2 separate regions of the Mus musculus genome follow, and region 1 is linked to region 2. A link is a loop called in an ENCODE intact Hi-C map of the cell type or tissue named here. Cell type or tissue: heart. All regions are shown on one strand. Links, peaks and the distances in the headings refer to the core of each region. The heading gives the core; the rest is flanking DNA.

Evidence for each region. A loop is a pair of places that touch in the nucleus more often than their neighbours do. Peaks named below come from ENCODE experiments on the same cell type or tissue, not always from the same donor. Only the 100,000 strongest peaks of a DNase experiment are listed, where the experiment ranks them.
Region 1: it touches region 2 in a loop (4-fold over the local background); 12 of 42 quality-filtered maps call a loop at or near these places.

The regions. Positions count from the first base shown.
Region 1 is chr7:80,137,597-80,144,699 of GRCm38, forward strand. No RefSeq gene overlaps it. Among named protein-coding and RNA genes, the nearest start is that of Gm45202, 14 kb to the right of the region's middle. In heart, for the core only: CTCF peaks have their summits at 1,961 and 3,373 (motif pointing right); a DNase peak (open chromatin) is centred at 3,495; H3K27ac peaks cover 469 bases.
Region 2 is chr7:80,252,841-80,260,386 of GRCm38, forward strand. Ttll13 (tubulin tyrosine ligase-like family, member 13) reads left to right here. Exons shown (of 15, transcript NM_177765.3): 6 at 201-357; 7 at 739-882; 8 at 1,242-1,327; 9 at 1,631-1,862; 10 at 2,472-2,656; 11 at 4,005-4,190; 12 at 5,337-5,517; 13 at 5,803-5,982; 14 at 6,535-6,853; 15 at 7,489-7,546. Among named protein-coding and RNA genes, the nearest start is that of Ngrn, 4.6 kb to the right of the region's middle. In heart, for the core only: a CTCF peak has its summit at 3,365 (motif pointing left); no DNase peak of the experiment used is centred there; H3K27me3 peaks cover 2,692 bases.

The DNA of each region.
Region 1 (7,103 bases), core at 936-5,935, 120 kb before region 2:
ATAACCCAACAGACAGTGGATGATGCTGTGGTATTGGTTCGCCTTGCCACTCTTTGCTGGCCTTTGTTGGGCTGTCCCAATGCTGGTCTTCACGGGTGACACTGTGGCATTGGTAGCACTGGTTTGACTTGACTTCTTCACTGACTTCGTAGAAAGAAATGCACCAAAGAACTTCTTGTGATATTCTGGTGGCTTTTTGCCATTTCTGCCAACTCTGGCTAATTGGCAGAGCCTTGAGGTTTCTTCTGGATCAAACTCCATTGCTAACTGGCAAGTGGTGGTTGTAAGTAGATCAAGCTACCGATACTGATTCGTGTGAACTATGCTACTGATATTCTGACAAAGAAGATTGGAATTGCTTGAAAAAACTGTTTCTAAACAGGTCCACATCTTCCTTTACCCTATTAACCTTTCCTTTCTACTACCTCTGGTGGGTGGTGGGCTAGAAGGGAGATTAAAGCATTTAAGAACCCTTATTAAAGTAGGTTTTGAAAAATCTAAGCCTACAAAGGCTCATTCTTTCTTGGTTTTTTTCTTGTTAGCTGGCTGGTTGATTGGTTGTTGGGGTTGGATTGGGTTAGGTTTCCTGAGACAGGAGCTCACTTTGTAGCCCAGGCTGGCCTTGAACTAGCTCCAATCCTCTTGCCCCATCACTCAGAGTGCTGGGATTACAGAAAGAAGACACCACCCTTTTAGAAATAGGTTTGGGATGCCAGCAAAAGGACTACACAGTCCAAAACAAAAAATTTTATTTCTGCAGAAGAATGTGTGGCTCAAAATCAACCAAGCAAGTACACCTAGCAGGAATCCTGCTGGGTTTTTATCTCTGACACAAAGGGGACCTTTTCCTCACTCTGAACTTGCGTCATGTTCTTATGGATAACTAAAAAGCTGAGTGGTTGACAGGCAAAGTGTCAAACTTGAGAAAACATGAAACCTGGATCACATACTTTGATCTTTGACAAATGTTAACTGTCAGAAGGCATCTTTGCCAGATGGTGTCTCTGCCAATTTCTGTGTTAGGTTATAGTCCTGTCCCTTTAAGCCAAGAGCTCACAACCTGAAGAATTTGGACAAACTCTTATAGCAGACAGGTCCCTGGTGGAAAGAATAAATGGTCAGGCAGGAGGCACTCAGAGGGATGGAGAAAAACAAACCCAGACTCAAGACAAATGTGGCAATATGGTGCCAAACCCATACACTCAGACGCCCGAGGGGACAGCTTGAAGACTGGAGATGATAAACAGATTCTCTCTGTATCCCTTGCAACCTCTGACTGAGTTATAGTCAATTTCTTATGTCCTCCAGATGGGTACCCTGTAGCTGGACCATATATCACAGTAGCACTCACTGCTGGGGAAAATCTTACCAGATTAGGCCTTTCCGCCTGGTCATCAGGAGAGTGTGTCCCCCAGTAGAAGTGCACACTCTAATGGTGGCGCACACCTTTAATCCCAGCACTCGGGAGGCAGAGGCAGGCGGATTTCTGAGTTCGAGGCCAGCCTGGTCTACAAAGTGAGTTCCAGGACAGCCAGGGCTATACAGAGAAACCCTGTCTTGAAAACCAAAAAAAAAAAAAAAAAAAGAAAAGAAAAGATCTCTATGTGTCCCTAATTACAGCCTCAGCGATGACCAGTCCAATCAGCTCACTCTTGATTGACTGCTGCTGATGCTGAAACCTCTGTTTAACCTTTTAACCTGGAGTGTTCTTTGCCTCATTTAACACTTTGATAGAAATCACAGCACATCTCATTTATGTTCCCCTTGGTTCCCAGCTGGGGCTCGCTGTTTGTACACAAGACAGCATGTAGCTCAGTTTGACTCTAGGGACTAGGAAGGGAAGCTGGGTGTCCCCCTGGTGCCTGCTGGAGGATGGTGGCCAAGGTGCTATCAGGTCAGCGTTAAAGGAAGCAAAACAAAGCAGGAGGCCAGGCCAGAGAGATTGTTAGGGGACTAAGCTGCAGCAAAGGTCTGCCCACTGCTGGAGGACGATGGTGAGGTCAGCCAGGCAGTGGTGGAAGCACAGGGATTCCAGCACCCAGAGACAGAGGCTGATTTCTGTGAGTTCGAGGCCAGCCTGGTCTACAGAGTGAGTTCCCAGACAGGCAGGGCTACACAGAGAAACCCTGTCTTGGAAAACCGGGGGGTAGGGTGGGGGAGCAAATGAACTATAGAAGAGAAAGAGAGCACCCAAAGACTGAGTGACAGCTAACCCATGGACCTCCTAAAAACAGGAACAGCAGGAGGGTGGGCTGGAAATTCCCAGCACAAATCCTCAAGGGTGATGGGGCAGCCAGCAATTGTGTTGTGGCCTCCAGGGGCCTTCACCCTGTAACTATCACAGTGGGGCCACAAGGGGCCCCGACACAGGCAAGGGGAAAGTAAACCAAGCTATGTGGATCTCAGCAACAGTGACAGTTGTGGAAAGCTACCAGTGAGGAACTGTCAAATGATCGGAGTGTTTTGATTTTCAGCTGTATTGAGCTGTAGTGGACAAGAAGTTTGTGTGTGTTTAAAGGGTACAACAACATGCCTCTAATGCCTGCACTTGAGAGACACAAACAGGAGGATTGCCATGACTTCCTGGCCAGTCCCAGTTACATAGTGAGTTCCTGGTGAGAGTGAGATTCTGTCTGTAACAAACAAAAAAATAAAAATGGAGATCAATAAGCCGGACACGGTAGCACACACCTTTAATCCCAGGACTCAGGAGGAGGAAGCAGGCAGATCTCTGTGAATTCAAGGCCAAGTTCCAGCCCAACCTGAGTTCCTTGGTGAGACCCTGACTCAAAACCAAACCAAACCAAACCAAAAAGCAGCACACAGACAAAAACACCAGGGGCCTAGCAGTTAAGAGCACCTCTGCTCTTCCAAAGGAGAAAAGCCTGGTTCCCAGCACCCATGCCAAGCCAAGCCAAGCCAGTGTAACCCCAGCTCCTATGGAGCAAATGTCCTCTTCTGACCTATGAGGCCAACTACACTTAAGTGTATAGACACAACATGCATGTGCATGCACTCGCGCACACACACACACACACTGAAAATAAATCTTGGGGAGAAAAAAAAAAAAAAAAAACGCCAAAACTTTCCAGGACAATAGTTATCAGAAAGTAAGGGAGCCAGATGCAGTAGTTCTCTGAATTTGAGGCCAGTTTTGTCTATGGAGTGAGTCCCAGGGCAGCCAGGAATACTTAGAGAAATCCTGTTTTGAAGAAAGAAGAGGGGGGGGGGAGAGAGAGAGAGAGAGAGAGAGAGAGAGAGAGAGAGAGAGAGAGAGAGCAAGAGCTCGTGAGAGAGCTCATTACATTTTCATTACATTTTTTGCATTTAGGACGGTAGAAAAACCAGTGTTGAGGGCCGAGAGCCAGAAGGTGGCAGTGTCTACCCAGGGAGGGGCGGGCTCCTTCATCTTCCCAGGCCAGAGCTGCCCCACATCAGTTCTTGCAAAAATCCCAGCCTACCAAGTCCTACCCCTCGGTGGCCTCACCTTCCTCTGCCTGGTAGAACAAAACGCTATGACAAAGGCCCAGGTAGTGTGGCTGCCCGCTGGGTTTTAAGATCCAACAAGAGTCTCTCCCATGAGCAGAGGTGATCCGGAGTCCTGCCACTGGATCCGAGCTGACCTCCCAGCACCTGCAGGTTCCCCAGGCCGACCCTGGCTCCCAGCTCATCCTAAACTCAGTTATTTCCTCTCTTTAGGTGAGGCACAGCTTTGGCTGAAAACTTAAGCAACAGAAGCAAACCAACCCCAGTGTGGGGTCATCACGCTTTTCATTCAGCGTTGAAGAATGAAATTATGTCATCTGCAGGGAAACGGATGGAACTAAAGATCACTGTTAACAACAAGGAAAACAAGCAAGCAAACAAACAGACTTCCAAGCAGATATGGTTCTAGCCTGCAATCCTAGCACTTGGGAACCAGAAGGAGGCTCAGAAGTTCAAGGTCAGCTTCGCCTTTAAGTTGAGTTTAAGGCCAACTTGAGATGTGTAAGGAAGCTGACCCTCCCCCGCCCCCAACACACACACAAACACACCTAAACTGACATCTTGTTTTCTCTCCTGTGCAGAATACATATATAATGACAGTAGAAGAGGTGATATATGAGGGGAGGCAGGACCTAAAGCGGGGCGGGGCAAGAGATAATAACGAACATCGAGAAACAAATATGGACGTTTTCTCTCACATGTGAAACCTAGATTTAATTCTGTGTGTGCACAGGACACGGAAGCAGAAAGGCAACAGTTCGTGTGGAGGAAGAGGACAAATTGGAGGAGGGAGAAGAATGAGAGCAAAGAACCAGAATGGATGTGTGTCTGTGTATGTGTGCATGCATGGATGTGTGTGTATGTATGTGTGAAAATGTCATAATTACTTTGTATGATAATTTAAAAAAATTTAATGTTTCAATAGTAAAGTATATGTTATATGTATTTTATTTTATTTATTTGGTTGTTCCTTTTTAAAAGAGGTTTTATTTATTTTGTGTATGAGTATTTCATCCCCATGCATGTGTGTGTACCACATGAGTGCTTGGTGCCCTGGGACATCAGAACAGGGCATCAGATTTGCTGGAACCAGAGTTACAGGTGGTTGTGAGCCACCATGTGGGTGCTGGGACTCAAATTCCCTATTTATTTGGTTTTTCGAGACAGTTTCTTTCTCTGTGTAGCCCTAGCTGTCCTGGAGCTCACTCTGTAGACCAGGCTGGGCTTGAACTCAGATCTACCTGCCTCTGGCTCAGGAGTGCTGAGATTAAAGGCGTGTGGTATGTAACAATGCTCGTTTGCTTGTTTGTTTGTTTGTTGGGTCTGGGTTGTTTGTTTGTTTGTTTGTTTGTTTTTGAGATAGGGTCTCACTTTGTAGCAGCTCTGGATGACCTGGTATCCTGGTATTCACCATGTAGTTCAGGCTGGCCTTGAACTTATAATAGGCTGTCCACCTGTCTAATCCACTTGTCTTTTACTCTGGAGTTCAGGAATTAAAGGTAATTGCCACGATACCTGCCTGCTATGTATATTTGCACAGTTAAAACAACAACAAAAATAGTCATCCAAAACTCATAGCTAATTGGAGCTAGAGAGATGGCTCAATGGTTAAAAGCAACACACATACACACACATACATGGCAGGTGGCGGGCTGGAGAGATGCTTCCGTGGTTAAGAGCACTGATTGTTTTTCCAGAGGTCCTGAGTTCAATTCCCAGAAACCACATGGTGGCTCACAACCATCTGTAATGAGATCTGATACCCTCTTCTGGTGTGTCTGAAGACAGCTACAGTATATATAATAAATTTAAAAGGCTAGGAATGGTAATATATGCCTTTAATCTCAGCACATGGGAAAGTGAGGCAGATGGACTTCTATGAGTTCAAGACCAGGCAGGGCTACATAGTTAAGTTTGAGGATAGTCAAGATTACAAATTGAGAGCCAGTCTGGAAGGGGTGGTTGGGGGCAGGAGAACAACTTAAGTTGTGGCAAGAGGACTGCAAGCTTAAAGTTTGAAACTTTGAGACTAGTCTTGGCTACATAGCAAGATCCTACTCAACCCACTAACAAAAGTCACAGAGGGGGATGGGGGGGGGGGGGCCAGGCCAGTGAGGTGAGTTAGTGATATGGTACTTCCTGCCAAAGCCAGTAATCTGAGTTCCATCCTCAGAACCCACTCTGTAGGACAGAACTGACTCCCTAAAGTTGTCCTCTGACCTCCACACTCCACAAGAAGACTATGGACACACACATACATACATGTAAAATAGATAAATATATGTAAAAACCAATCGTGGCACCCTCTGGGCTGGGTTCTCTTGTTTTGCATCTCCCCCGTTCTGACTTTCCTGTTGTTGAGATCTCTCACCACTGTCTTGCAAGCTGTCCTTCACGCAGCTACTCAGTTCCTCCTGTGTGTAACCAGCTCTCTTCAACCGCGTCCTTGGCACTTCCCCTTCTCGGCCCAACTGGCTGATCGAGATATTTTCCCAAACAAAACCTGTTCTCACCCCGCTAAGCACATTGCAGACTTGCCATCTGGTGTCTATGTGGGTCTCCTGAGAAACAGATGAGTGGGCAGCCACAGCTGAGATGCAGATCGTCTCTCTACCAGCTGCCAGGCTGAGAGGAGACCCACGGCCTCAGGGGTGGGGGCCGGGGCGGGGGGCCGGCTGGGGAAAAAGTGCATAAGGCAGCCCCTGGAACGCAGTCCCATCTCTCTATAGTGGGCCAGACCTCAGAAGGGCGGGGCTGAAGGAGGAAACAGAGAGACTTAGGTAAAGTGACCAGTAAGTTCAGATAAGAAAGGATTCAGTCTGATCAGAAAGATGCTTGAGGCGCAGAGTCCTGGAGCCAGACAGAGCCGAGTGGGGTGTGGTGAGAAATGGGAGAAGAGACAGCAGGAAAATCCCACCTTTTTTAGAAATGCTAAGCTTTTGAGGCAGGGTGCATCTGGAGCGGTTTCGGGGAGGAAGTTAAAAAGAAGAACCAGAGGACAAGAACACACGCCAAGCCTGGAAGGGAAACAGATGCCTTGCAGGGATCCCTCTCCAAAGCAGAGGCAAGAAAAGGGAGGGCAGGAGTGTTTCCAGTGAAACCCGCCACCTGAGGAGCGCTCACCAGGCCAGGCAGGAATGCTGGCAAGAGCTGACAGGTATACCTGCTTGAGACAGGCCAGACATTGTCCCGATGCTGCGGCCCACAAAACACAACGCGCAAGACTCACTGTGATGTTAAATTGTCTACTAGGACATTTGAAAGGGTGAAAGAGGGGTATGGGGTGGCATGGGTCTGCCTTCCCAGCATTCCAGAGGGTGAGGCAAGAGGAAGATCAGAGATCCGCCTGCTTCTGCCTCCCAAGTGCTGGGATTAAAGGTGCTCATCACTTCACTGGCCCAGTTTTTTTTTTTTTTTTTTTTTTTTTTTTTGGTTTTTCGAGACAGGGTTTCTCTGTCTAGCCCTGGCTGTCCTGGAACTCACTCTGTAGACCAGGCTGGCCTCAAACTCAGAGATCCGCCTGCCTCTGTCCCAGATTATTGTTTTAATTATTGAGACAAGGCCTCACTGTATAGCCTTAGCTTGTCTGGAGCTTTCTATGGACACCAGGTTGGCCT
Region 2 (7,546 bases), core at 1,444-6,443:
ATAGCCAGGGTTATAGAGACTTTCTCAAAAAAAAAAAAAAAAGAAAGAAAGAAAGAAAGTTCAGCTGCCCAAGCAAAGTGGGTCCAGAGCTAAGTGCTCCAGGAAGAACCTGGAGGTAGATAACAAGAAGGTGGCCATGGGGATCCCAGGACAGGCAAGGATGCACAGAAACCCTTTGACCAGCCTCTCTCTGCACGTAGCTATGGGGACTTCCAGGCCTACGGTCGTCAGCGGAAAACCCGCACTTATATCTGCAAGCCAGATAGCGGCTGTCAGGGGCGTGGCATCTTTATCACCAGAACCCCCAAGGAAATCAAGCCAGGAGAGCATATGATCTGCCAGCAGTACATCACCAAGGTGAAGGCCACCTCGGAACCCCCAGGCCTCTCCCCACACTGGGATGCCGCATCCCTTGTACGCCAGGGCCGGAACTCAATTATAGGCTTCTGCCCTCTGTGCTGTCTTCATTATCTTACAGACAGAGTACAGCCATTTTTCAGAGCTAGCCAGCCTGGATTTGACTCAAAGCTTTCCCATTTCCCGGACATATGATCTTGGGCAGTTACCTGGCTCTGTTTCCTCACTGTTAAATGAAAGTAATAACACAATTATTACTATTATGACTACTGTGAGGATTCAATGTGTTATGTATTAGAAGCACCAGTAATAACCATATATTGCATGTAATAAGCACTTCGTAAGTTCATTAGTATTCCCTCTGGGTTTGCATGCTCTTAGCCCTTCCTTATTGATGGCTTCAAGTTTGACATGCGAATCTATGTTCTGATCACTTCCTGTGACCCTCTCCGGATCTTCATGTACGAGGAAGGCCTGGCTCGTTTTGCCACTATGCCGTATGTGGAACCTAGCCATAACAACCTGGTGAGGAGGCAGGGCAGCACCTTCTTCCCTTCCATTGCCATGAGTGCCTCTGTTCTAAGCACAAACATGGTGGAAAAGTTTGTCAGCTAAGACCAAGGAAGGAAGCCAGTGAGAGCCGTAGTATGGGGGACATGGTGGGAGGTGTGGCAGCCCTTGCTGGGTGGTGACTAAGGAAAGGTTCTGAACGGAGTCACCCAGCACAGCCTCTTTGCCAGGATCATACGGGACAGTCTCTGGTGAAGAGGGCCAGGAGCTGAGCAGTCTTGGGGCAGAGCAGTGGGTGAGAAGAAGTCACTGAGGGGCTGGAGAAGCTGGACAGAGAGGCAGTGTGAGCCAATCTAGGGCTGTTCGCTTCACAGGAGGAGGTCTGCATGCACCTGACCAACTATGCCATCAATAAACACAATGAGAATTTTGTCCGAGATGATGCTGTGGGCAGTAAGAGGTATCCCCTATTCTGTTTTCCCTTGCTTCCTCTGCCCTTAATCCCATAGACTCAGGAGCCCATGAAACCCATTTGACTCTTGGGAAGCTGATTTCCCAGGAATCCCTGCTTTTGAAGACACTTCTCCTGTGTCTGAGCTCAGTAACCATAACCTAACAACCAATCCCAGCTCCCAGCTGCTAGCAGCGCTTTGAAGCCCAGGGTCCCAGAAATGAAAGTGGGGTTAAGTCAGGGAGCCTCCAGCCTGCAGCCAGGCCCTGCTGGCATGGAGACTGGCCTTCCTCTGAGCACTGGGCCTCACAGGAAGCTGTCGACACTCAATGCCTGGCTGCGAGAGCACAGCCATGATCCCCAAGAGCTGTGGGGGGACATCGAGGACATCATCATCAAAACCATCATCTCAGCCCACTCTGTGCTTCGCCACAACTACCGAACCTGTTTCCCCCAATATCTGTGTGGAGGTACATGCGCCTGCTTTGAGATCCTGGGGTTTGACATCTTACTGGACCACAAACTCAAGCCCTGGCTTCTAGAGGTAAGATTTTCTCTTCTGGACTCAACAAGGCCAAAGTCAGAGGCTTCACCTTGGAAGCAGTATACTCACCTGGTAGCCTAGGGAGGTTGGGGGAAGTAGAAGTCTCAGGGTAGGGAAGAGCCAGGTGAAGACTTTGTCAGTTAAGCCACATAAGGCTGTGTCAGTTCCTGAGACAAACATTCGTAGTCTTTGACCTCTGCAACAACAGCTCAGACTGGGCACACGCCTGTAATCTCAGTACTTGAGAAGGGGAGGAAAGAGGATCATGACTCCAGGCTTCAGCTACATAGTGAATTGGAGGCTAGCCTAGATTTTATAAAATTCTGGCCCCCAAGACCCAAGAAAAGCAAGCAAGCAAGCAAACATGGAAATCCATGTTTAGGATTCTTCAGTGCTCCCTAAGTAAGTCTTGCCGGTGAGGACCCTGTATCCATAGTCAAATTATCTGGTTTTCTCTCACTAGCCTGTAGATAGGTCACATCTCTTCTTGGTTGCTGACTCGGGCCACGGGCCAGAGCTGTTCCTCCCTCAGACCCCCAGTTAGACTGTAAGAGCCCACCACCGGCTCAGGTGGTCTAGGAAAGGGGCAATAAGGCCTCCTCTCGGCAGGTAAACCACTCCCCAAGCTTCACCACAGACTCCCGCCTGGATCGAGAGGTGAAAGATGCACTTCTCTGTGATGCTATGAACCTTGTCAACCTCCGGGGCTGTGACAAAAAGAAGGTGATTGAAGAAGACAAACGTCGAGTCAAGGAGCGGCTTTTCCCGTGCCACCAACAGCCACGAGAAACCAGGTGTGCCTGGTATCTGATAAGGGTTTGTTTATTTAAGACAGGTCTCTGGCTGGCCTGGAACTACATATGTAGACCAGGTTGGTCTCAAATTCACAGAGATCTACCTGCCTCTGCCTCATGGTTGCAGGGACTAAAGGTGTGCATCACTATGCCAGGTTTATTTATTTTTAAGTTAATATAGTACATGTTTATTTTGCGTGTATCTGTGTGTTTCTGCACATGTAGCATGCCAGACCTGTGGTTAGAGGACAATGTGTAGGAGTTGGTTCTCTCCTTCCACCAATGTTGGATCCTAGGAATTGAACTTAGGTCTATAGGCTTGGCAGTAAGTGCTATTACCCACTGAGCCTTGCAGGTTCTGGTAGGTGTTTAGTTATACAACTTGACTTCTTATTACTCTTATTCCTGACAGAAGAAGGTTACAAGGCATTGATTAGCTTTTAAACTCATATTTTATGTATATGAGTACACTAAGACAAGCTGTCTTCAGACACACCAGACTAGGGCACTGAATCACATTACTGATGGTTATGAGCTTCCGTGTTGGGAATTGAACTCAGGACCTCTGGAAGAACAATCAGTGCTCTTAACTGATGAGCCGTGTCTCCAGCTCCCTAGCTCCCCTTTTCCAGAGGTCTTGAGTTCAATTCCTAACAACCACATGGTGGCTCACAATCATCTGTAATGAGATCTGATGCCCTCTTCTGGCCTGTTTGAAGAGAGCAATGGTGTCCTCATATACATAAAATAAATAAATCTTTTTTTTAAGTAGTTAGAATCAGGAGGATCATGAGTTCAAGGCCAGCTTGAGCCACTTAAATTAGCAAGAAATTGTCTCAAGCAAATGGACAATCATTAAAATATGGGTCTTTCTTTTCACAGTCAGGATTCACCTGTGTGTGTCACACGCAATAAGCACGCGCTGGTCACTGTGCCACACTCCAACCTCGATTCTCTTGAGACTGGCCTTGATCACACTGTGTAGCTGAGGCTGGATTTGGACTCCAGTTCCTTTTGCCTCTGCCTTCCCAGAGTTAGGATTATAAGACTGCAGCACATCTTGTTGAATCCTTTTACATTTTCTGTAGTGTATGGGCGTTTCAATTTGGAACCCATAAGACTGTGGTAACTAGAGTGTTTGCTTATGAATAGGTCATTCTCTCTACTTAGGAAGAGAATCAGAATTCTGGAAACCACACCTATATGGTAGGGCTGGCCATGAGCTTGGGTGCTTCCCTCCATAGGTAAGGGCCAGGGAGCCCAGGGAGCCAGCAGGAGGTTCTGAAACTGAAGGCCTTAGCCGGTACTCCTTTCCCTCCTCTGACTTCCCTGAGCTTGGTTTCCATAGGCGAGAACAGTTTGAGTTATCCCAGGCTGCCATGCATGACCAGGAGCGCTATGAAGACTCCCACCTAGGGGGATACCGGCGGATCTACCCGGGGCCCGACTCCGAGAAATACGCACCTTTCTTCAAGCACAATGGCTCCCTCTTCCAGGAGACAGCTGCCTCCAAGGCCAGAGAGGAGTGTGCCAGGTAACTTGGCTGCATTCCCTCTGTGTGAGTGGGTTAGGGGCAAAGCCTGACAGCAGACTGCTCCCTAACAGGAGAAGAGGAGGCTATACGCTTGAGAAGAGAGCAACAATTCTAACAGGTTCTTTCTGCGTGCAGGCCCATCCCTGCATGCCTTCACTGGAATGTGTGATGTATATGTATGCAATGTGCGCGCACATGTGCATGTGGAGGCCAGAGGACAACCTTGGGTATTGTTCCATAGCTGGTCACCTTGTGTGTTTTTAAATAGGTAAAGATTACAGTTGCTTATCTGTGTGTGTGTGGACACCACGTGCACATGTAGCAGTTGAGAGATCTTTTAGGAGTCAGTTCTCTCCTTCTACTATGTAGGTTCTAGCAAATGAACTCGGGCAGTCAGGTTTGGTGGTAGCACCTTTACCAGCTGAGCCATCTCGCCAGCCCCACTTTGTTGTTACTGTTTATGTATTCATTTTTAAAGTTTTATGTTTTTAGCCAGGCATGGTGGCGCACGCCTTTAATCCCAGCACTTGGGAGGAAGAGGCAGGTGGATTTCTGAGTTCAACGCCAGCCTGGTCTACATAGTGAGTTCCAGGACAGCCGGGGCTATACAGAGAAACCCTGTCTAGAAAAACCAATTAAAAAAAAAAAACTTTTATGTTTTTAAAACTGGGTCTTAATGGCTGGCCTGGAACTTGCTGCATAGAAGAGACTTGCTCCAAATGCAGAAACCTGTGCTTCCCAAGTGCTGGGACTAAAAGTGCCCCCATGTCTGGCCCACTTTATCTTTTGAGTCTTTTATCGGCCTGAAGCTCACTAACAAGGTTAGGTTAGCTGACCAATGAGAAGCCAGGAACCTGCCTATTTTTTTGTCTCCCCAGTGCTGAGATACAAGCATGTGCTACCATGCCAGGCTTTGTGTTCTTGGATTCTGGGGCTTGAACTCAGGTCCTCATGCTTTCAGGGGAGGGACTTCAGTGCTTGAGTTATCATCCCAGCCCACTAACAGAGTCTTAATGACTCTTTCCTTCGCTGTGTTTCCTATACTCTAATCAATTCCAGCAACACCAGGTGTTCCTTTCATTAGCCCATCATCCTGTTTTTCCCCACACCATCTCTCCTGTGTCTGAAACTGCTGTGTCTCATCAGGCAGCAACTGGAAGAGATTCGCCTAAAGCAGGAACAGCAGGAGAACCCAGGCACCAAGAAGCGCAAGGAAAACAAGGAGCAGAATCAGGGAGAATCGGCGGGGGAGAAAAGCCGATCCCGAACAGCTACTCGGGTCCTTGCCACCAGCTTGGCATACAGGAACCGGAACCGGGAGAAAGAGGTGTCAGGGGTGTGGCTCTTACCTTCTCACACAAGACTTAATTGGGATTCCTAGGGAAGGGAACCCTTGCTGTCCCCTCTCTCCTCGCTTGAGAGAGACGAGTCTCTAACTAGTAAATTGGATCTGACCTTTTGGAACAGAAGGTGAGAGAATGGACAGCTAAGGGAATCTTACAGTGCGGCCCGGAGAGGGAAGGAAATAGAATGGGCCAGGGGTCCTGCAGCCATTCTTGCTGGTGGTATGAGGCTCGTCTTGGACATCCTGTATCTCTCCTGTCCCTTGTAGCTGCTGCCAGTACAACTGGACACTACGCAGCCTCAGGACATCGTGGAAGAGGAGGAGCTCGAGCGGATGAAGCTCCTGCTACAGAGAGAGAACCTCATCCGCAGCCTGGGCATTGTAGAGCAGCTCACCCGCATGCTGTACCCTAGCCACCGGAGCCACAGAAAGCTTCATGAGTATCGGGTGAGGGTCCCTGCGAAGCCTCTCACAAAGCAAGGGAACAAGGGCTGTGATGCCAACACGTGGTGGTGGTTTCACCAAAGGAGGTTCTTGTGATGGTACCTGTCACGGGAGCCTGGGAGAGGCTCTGCTGGTTCCATGATGTCTGTTCCCAGGCTCCCTTGGGTTTGGTATTGCAATCCAGCCAAGTGCAGCTCCCAACTTTCTCAGTTGCAAGGGACTTGTTGTCTCTATTCCTATTTCACAGTATCCCACAACTCATGACTGACAAATAACAAGGCCACCACCATGCTCAGTGGCTTCTATGTACTTACCCTAGTATTGGCAATGCCCTGGCTCTAATGGGAGCTAAGTAAACAGTCTTGGGCCAACAAAACAGCTGCCGTTTTCACTATTCCCTGGGCTAGTAGCAAACCTGTTGGGCCCTCTGTTTTTGATGAACCCCAAAAGAATAACTAGTTAAACAATGGTTATGGCCTAGGAGAGATTGTTTTATTTCCAACACTCTATCCAGACTCCCAAGAAATATGGTAAGGGGCTGCTCTTCTCCTCTAGCCTAGATTTCACCAGGACGGGCTGAGCAGTCAAGAACTGCAACCTGTGAATTTGGTCCCATTGGTGCTTCTGAGAGGGGCTGCCTCAGAGCAGATCCCTCCTCATTTCCTGCAACCACTTCGGCCCCACGAGTTGATCCCCAGGATCTTAGGGCCGCTATCAAGCATCAATCCCGCAATTGCACAGCATTCCCGGTACCATCTTCAGCCCAAGAACTTCAACTGGATAGGAGATTCAGCAGCCACGGGCCCCTGTTCATTGTCAATGAAGAAATCTGGGAGGCACTATATTTCCAGCTCTAGAGTCAGGCTCACTAGCCGTAAGTATTCAAAAATAGCCTTGGTCACTTTTGACTGGTGTAAATTCCTAGTAGCAAATGTTACAGCTGGGCTGCTCCTAGGATACAAAGTGGCATTCCTGGTAGTATAGGCATGGGGGGAAGGCAGTGGACCCGTTTATTTACTTGCTTCTATCTAGTGACCCTGGTGATAGAGATGACAGACCAATTCCAGCCCTCAACCAAGGTTAACAGGGAAATGGACATGTAAACAGGCTAATTAAGATCCAGTGTGGTAGAGATGCTAGAGGGAAGCATGGGATGCCAGTCTTGTGTGTTACTGGAGCACAGATGGGAAAGAGGTGAGAACATCTCTTTTGTGGGTACTACAACTTAGTGGGGGTCCATGTCTCTACTGCAGAAGGCCAAGCCAGCAGAAGGCTAGAAGCCATAAACAGAGCCCTGTCAGGATCAGTGCCACCCACTCTAACCCCAAGGCAGGGCTATCTTCTGCAGCCCAAAAGACAGGAAAATGGCTCATGGACTGAATGCTGCACCTTGCCCTCCATGGTAAACTCTGAACACAGAGGAAGCAAGGCTGGGGATCTTCCCCTATGCCCTGCCTCTGCACCAGTACTGCAGCATTCCAGCCCACTCCTCAACATCATCCAACACAGGTAAAAGAAGGAAAGCCCAGCACTCAACCAAAACAGCAAATGGTCTTCAATCTTTGCT